2 separate regions of the Homo sapiens genome follow, and region 2 is linked to region 1. A link is a loop called in an ENCODE intact Hi-C map of the cell type or tissue named here. Cell type or tissue: HepG2. All regions are shown on one strand. Each heading gives the region's core, and the rest is flanking DNA. Links, peaks and the distances in the headings are about the cores only. Region 1 has its middle 42 kb from the start of GPAM. Region 2 has its middle 7.3 kb from the start of TECTB.

Evidence for each region. Peaks named below come from ENCODE experiments on the same cell type or tissue, not always from the same donor. Only the 100,000 strongest peaks of a DNase experiment are listed, where the experiment ranks them.
Region 2: a loop joins it to region 1, with 10 times the contacts of the local background. A loop is called at or near these places in 5 of 110 quality-filtered maps.

What each region holds. Positions count from the first base shown.
Region 1 is chr10:112,224,374-112,227,294 of GRCh38, reverse strand. It overlaps a transcript of GPAM not described here. Among named protein-coding and RNA genes, the nearest start is that of GPAM, 42 kb to the right of the region's middle. In HepG2, for the core only: no CTCF peak of the experiment used is centred there; a DNase peak (open chromatin) is centred at 1,364; H3K4me3 peaks cover 2,500 bases.
Region 2 is chr10:112,274,682-112,277,602 of GRCh38, reverse strand. No RefSeq gene overlaps it. Among named protein-coding and RNA genes, the nearest start is that of TECTB, 7.3 kb to the left of the region's middle. In HepG2, for the core only: no CTCF peak of the experiment used is centred there; DNase peaks (open chromatin) are centred at 1,552 and 1,972.

The DNA of each region.
Region 1 (2,921 bases), core at 246-2,745:
GACCCTCCTTTGTGGAAAGATCACATTAACTGTCATAAGTCATTTTCTAAACTGAGGTATCAGGACAGGGTCCACAGGAAGTAAAGGAGGAAGATGCTGTGTTGATTAGAAAAGATCATAGATGTCTTTATGTAGTGAGCCTTAGAGGTTGCTGAGGCTAGCAATTGCCCTTTACTGAAATGGAAACAGCTTAGAGAACGAGAGTGGCATGCCTGAGGGGTCACGGTGTTGGGAGAAAAGCTGAATGTTGGGAGAGAAGCTGAGGCAGGGCTTGCGTGTCTGACATAATGTAAAAGAGTCTTGGAACATGTCCGGGGTCCAGGGTCTAAAACCCCTCGTGGCCTTTGGAACACCAAGCTCTGTGCTAAAGGGTGGAAGTCTGCCCTGCTGCACTATAATCTAAGCCCAGGGCATAAAACCCCTCATGGCTTGGATGGAATCCAGGGCTCAGGGCATAAAACCCCTCGTGGCCTCTGGAATGTGTCTAGACTTGCTGACTCCTTGCTTCTAGCACTCTTACTATCTCAAGTAGCAGAACACGTTCCATATGCTTCAAAGAAAATGCTAAACCATCACAGCTGCAGCTCAGTCGCTTGATGCATCACTTTCTCTCAACCCTCACAACCTCACCACCTGTTTCTCTGTTTGATCACCAATAAATAGCATGGGCTCCCAGAGCTCGGGGTCTTTGCAGCTTCCATACTAGTGTTGGCCCCCTGGTCCCACTTTCTTGTCTTTTCTCATTTCTTTGGCTCTGCTGGACTTCATAGCCCCCATGGCCTGGTGTTGGGTCTGATCACCCCAACACAGGGTGCAACTGGGCTTCTTTACACCAGGCCTAGTGATCCTTGCCCATGTCTCTTCTGAGCCTCCTTTTCTATTTCCAGTGGGAAATGGCTCACACTTCCCTGCAGCCTCTGTGTTCTAATTGTTGTGCTCTGCAAGTCCTACTTCTTCCCCTCCCACACTCTCCACAACGATGACCTTCTTTTCAGGGGCAAAACCCACCTGGTTCCAGAAAAGCACATATCACATGCTGAGAACATAGTGGGTGCTCAGGCAATGTCAGTCTTCTCCCTCCTTTAGCATCTCCTTGATCTCTGGAAGATCAGGAAGCAATTGGAAACCCAAACTAGATGACTTTTATGTGCTAAACTACATTGCAAGCTATTTGGGCAAGGGGTTTGCTTGGTCTGTCCTGTAAACTCAGGGCCTAGCTTGGGATCTGGCACATAGTGGGTGCTCAATACAAGCTTGTTGACAAAATAAATGAGCACCATGGGAAAAATGGTGTGATCCTCAGAGCAGTCAGGGGAGGCTCCCAGGGGAGGTGGGGCTGAGCTGGGCTCTAGAAACAAGGCTACTTGTGATTCCTTTGTTTATTCATTATATCGATTTAATAAATATTTATTGTGCCAGGCATTCTTCTAGATGAAGGGAACACCGCAGCGAGCAAAACAAAACATGCTTGCCATTAAGAAGCTGACACCCTAGTGGAGGGGGATAGTTGATAGACAATGAGCTCTGCAATGTTTTATGATGATTCATGTAATGGAGGAAAATGAAGGCAGGTAGCAGGGACAGAGATGCTGGGTGGTGGTGGGGAGTCGAGGGGAAGCTGACATTTTATATGGAGAGGTCAGAGAGGGCTTTACTTATGGAAAGGGGACTGTGAACTGCTGTGTAGCAGATCACAGTGCCAGGGGATCCCACTCAGACTCCCACAAACCCATGAGTCCCCAGAATATTCTTTCCCCTTTGCTTCCCCATGTAAACATCCTGGTAGTGGAATCAGGCTGGCTGACTGGCTGGCATAGGTAGGAGGGTGGCATTGTGGAATGGAAAGGTGGTGGTGGTCACACCCAGACACGGTGGTCACACCCAGACTAGGTACTCAGTACCCAGAAGTTTTGAACCCCAGTCCCTGGCTTTCCAGGACTTGACTCAATGGTCCCCACCCTCAGGACTCTTCCCTCCAGGAACCAGCAGCTCCCAGGCAAGGCCATTAGAGGGGCTTATCCAGTGCTGGGCTCTCCTCTGGGATTTTGGAATTGTGGGCAAATTTGTGCTTGTGTGTGTGGTGAGGGAATCTGGATAGTGTCACATTGTGAAAAGGCAGCACATCCTGCATTCTAGACCAGAAGCTGAAATCCAGGTTGGGGTGCCATCCACCCCATTCTGGCGGAGACCCCTGGGGCCACTTTCTTGCTGGGGAGTGAGGCTGGCACATGGGATCACCAGGCCGGCCCTGACCAGGCAAAGTCATCCTAAGGCATGTGCTTCAAACTAGAATGTTGAGTGTTCTGCTTAATGAGAAGGCTATATGCATTCTGTGGAAATGACTGTGATACTAACTGGTCTGGGATTATTGTTGTTTGGATATAAACAAAGAGGTGATCCTGGAGGCTGGAGAACTTGCGGTGACTATCGCACATGCATTTTTCCTGCCGAGAGCTCCATGGCTGTCATCTGATTCCAAAAGGGGTGGTTGACTTCCAAATGGCAAAGATTCATCTATTTAATATTCATAAGGGTCTTTGGATTCTTAGGGGCAGAAAAGGATGTTTTTAGTCCTTAGTACTTGCATATTTTACAGAAGGCTTTTTGATCTTTCTGATCAACAAGTTTGAATAGAGAGAGGAAATGTCAAGGTTGCCTTCCCAAAACACAAAAACAAACAGCTTCAAGGAGAAGAGAGGCCAGGGGAACACGGTGTTTCCCAGTTATGATGGGCTTTGCTTTGAATACAGACACTTGCTTGGAGGGAATCTAAGATAGCTTGCAACTCTCTCTCAGCACCTGTGTCTTGCAGTGGAGGAAATTTAAACCTTGCCTCCTGAACTGCAACCTAAGGCCAGAAAGCTCAGCTCATTTTCTGCCAGTGGAGAAACAAGGCAGACATTTATCTGTACATACTAAAA
Region 2 (2,921 bases), core at 175-2,674, 50 kb before region 1:
AAGTGAGTTATAAACAATAGCATATTTTCTATCATATCATCTATAATTCATTATTTGAGAGAGGAAAATATGAGCAGTAAGTTTATGTTGCAAGCTTTCTTCACATGGTAATAATTAAAATACAATGGATTGATCAGCCTTCTAATTTCCAAAATGCAATTCTTTGCTCGTACAGCCTCGAGCTTTAACTAGAGGGAAATGATAATTCAAATGGATTAATTGATCAATAGCTGCAAGAATGGCAAAATGCTAGAGTAATATAAATATACAGTTATGGTTTCATTTTCCAGCCATTTCCTTAAAGCCACAGACCCAAGGCTGTGATGGACCCATGGGAGAGGATATAAAAGATTCTGAAGCTGGAGGTCCTTCCTTTCTTGTCAGAGCCTTTGGAAATGGGGAGTAGAAATGTTAAATGATTTCAAAAGTTGCAGATGATTGAAGGCCATTGCATGGAAACTAGGAACCAGATCACTCTGGAAATCAGAAGACATGAGCAATAGAGAAATATTAAGAGCCAAAGTGTTCTGCAGACTATGGGGGTGGATACTGGATGATGGGGGATTTCGTATTGATGTTTTTAAGTGTTGATGAATGAATAGTGTCTCCATATCCAGATAATTCATATCCATTTTTCAGTGACAAGCTCAAGGCTACATGCTATGTGATGCCATCTCAGATCCCCCTACTTCTGGGGACTTTGAACTTTTTAAACTTAAAACTTATGTTGTCTACATCTTGTATATGACTGCTATGTATGTGTCTTGTCTTCTTAAATTGAGACCTTGTATATCTTTGTATTTCCCATAATGCTAAAATATGTTTTAATGATTATTTATTGAGGGATTATTAAGTCAGGTTCTGTGCAAGAATGGATGGATGGATAGATAGATAGATGGATAGACAGATGTAAAGCCTCAAATCTTAGTGGCTTTATATGATAGAAATTCATTTCTTACACAGTGAAGTTTCAAACAGGTATTCCCAACTGGTAGGTGGTCTTCCCATGGTCACCCAAGGACTTGAGCCTCATGCATCTCATGGATCTGTCCTCTTCTGGGTCCTTGGAGTTCTCTATATCAAGCCAGCAAATAGGAAAAGGTTATGGAGGATCGTCAATGGAAAATGTGAAAAGACCAGGCCTGGAAGTGGCACATGTCAGTTCCACCCAGTTTATTGGCTGGAACTCCATCATGTGGTGACATCTAACTGTCTGCCCATTGAGAAGGGGAAATGGGTTTTGGTGAACACATAGTAATTCAATATATATAGTTATTTTCTGCAAGATTGTATGTCTGTCTGTCTGTTTATCTATGTATCTATCTATGAGTGGGTTTTATTATTCCTATTTTACAGATAAGAAAGTTGAAACTTGGAAGATTAAGTCACTCGCTGGGATAAGTGCTGGTGCTTGAATTTGACTCATGGTTGTCAGTTCTAAAGCCACCCCACTCTCCTTGCTTAATAATTTGGGTTCTTACACCATCCAACTGTTTGCTCTTTCCCCTGTCACCATTCTTATTCAGGCTTTCCGATGACCTAACTGACCTGCTGTAATAACCGCAAACCACTCCCCTTGATGTCAGCTGACCAGGCAAATTATTGACAGATCAATCTTCTTAAAAGACAGCTCTGACCTTATCAATTCATAGCCTGAAAACCTTCAGTAAACACTCAGCAAATATTTGTTAGCTGACTCCCTAATGAATAAAAAGTAAAGGCCTTGGCATGGGTTTAAAAGGCCCCCATAGAGAATTATCCAGAAAGAATCTGGACAATTCTGAGCATATACACTGGGTCCCAGAATGTCCTAACACTCTATAGTAAGCCCTGGAGAAGGTCGTGCTCACAAACAGCAACCCATTGATTCTGGATTATCAGAAGAATAACTTCTTTCCTGATTTTATTCCAGAAATGGTTAGACATCTTACTCCCTGCAAACCTTTAGGTTTGATCAGACAGACCTCAGTCTTTGGCAGGAAGAGAACAAATAGCCTTTGGACCTGCCACCCAGCTCTTGGATTCACTAATCTGTGCACACTGGCTGTGGGTGAGGAAAACATCACAGAGGATTCCCAAGCCTGTGTAGGGGCTCTGTTTAATTAATCCAGTGATTTAGCTGGAAAAACTAGTTTATGTACAAGGGTGGCAGCAGATTTTCTTTAAGAAAGGGCTTTAAGGCAGCAATCTAGTTAGAAAGTGGGATATTTGAGTGATTAAGGTCACCTTACATAAGGTTGAAAATGATCTTAACTGTTCGAATCAAAGATTGAAATGACGAATGTGAATTATGAAAAGCCGAATTTTCTCCAACCATCCCCATCTTTTTTGCTGTACTGCCTAGGATGTACTTTTTGCAGTACTGAGGTTCTCTGCCTCTTTTTCTTCGTCACCTAGTTCTCCCACCTCAGCTTCCTTTAGAAACATTGCAAGGCTATGCCTGCCAATCCCAGCTGCATTAGAAGTGTCCACCAGCAGCTACCTCCTGGGCCCTGGCCCGACAGAAGATCTGCAGACAGTGTGGCGATTGCTTTGATGGCAGCTAACTGTGTGGGGCCCATCTTCCCTTTCCTGTCCTCCAGTGATGAACTCTAAAGAGCAGGCCCTGTAGAGATCATGGCAGCAGGGTTTAGTGTAAAGACTTTACACGTTGCAGTGTGGCTTGGTCTTCTGACCCAAGACAGCCAAGCCTCAGGCCTCAGCATGCTGAGCTTCAGACTCGTGGGGAAAGGCAGAGAAGAATTTGGGATTCTAGGCTGGATGTGTCAGTGGTTGTCAAAGCTGACAGGGACTTTTGAGATTATCTATCCAGAAATTGTAAATCTTGGCCTAAAGCTGTTGCATCTTCTCCTCCTGCCCTGGGCAGACATTTTGCCCACTGAAGTGCCTACTGAGCCCATCTGTAGATTCCTGGTCTCACC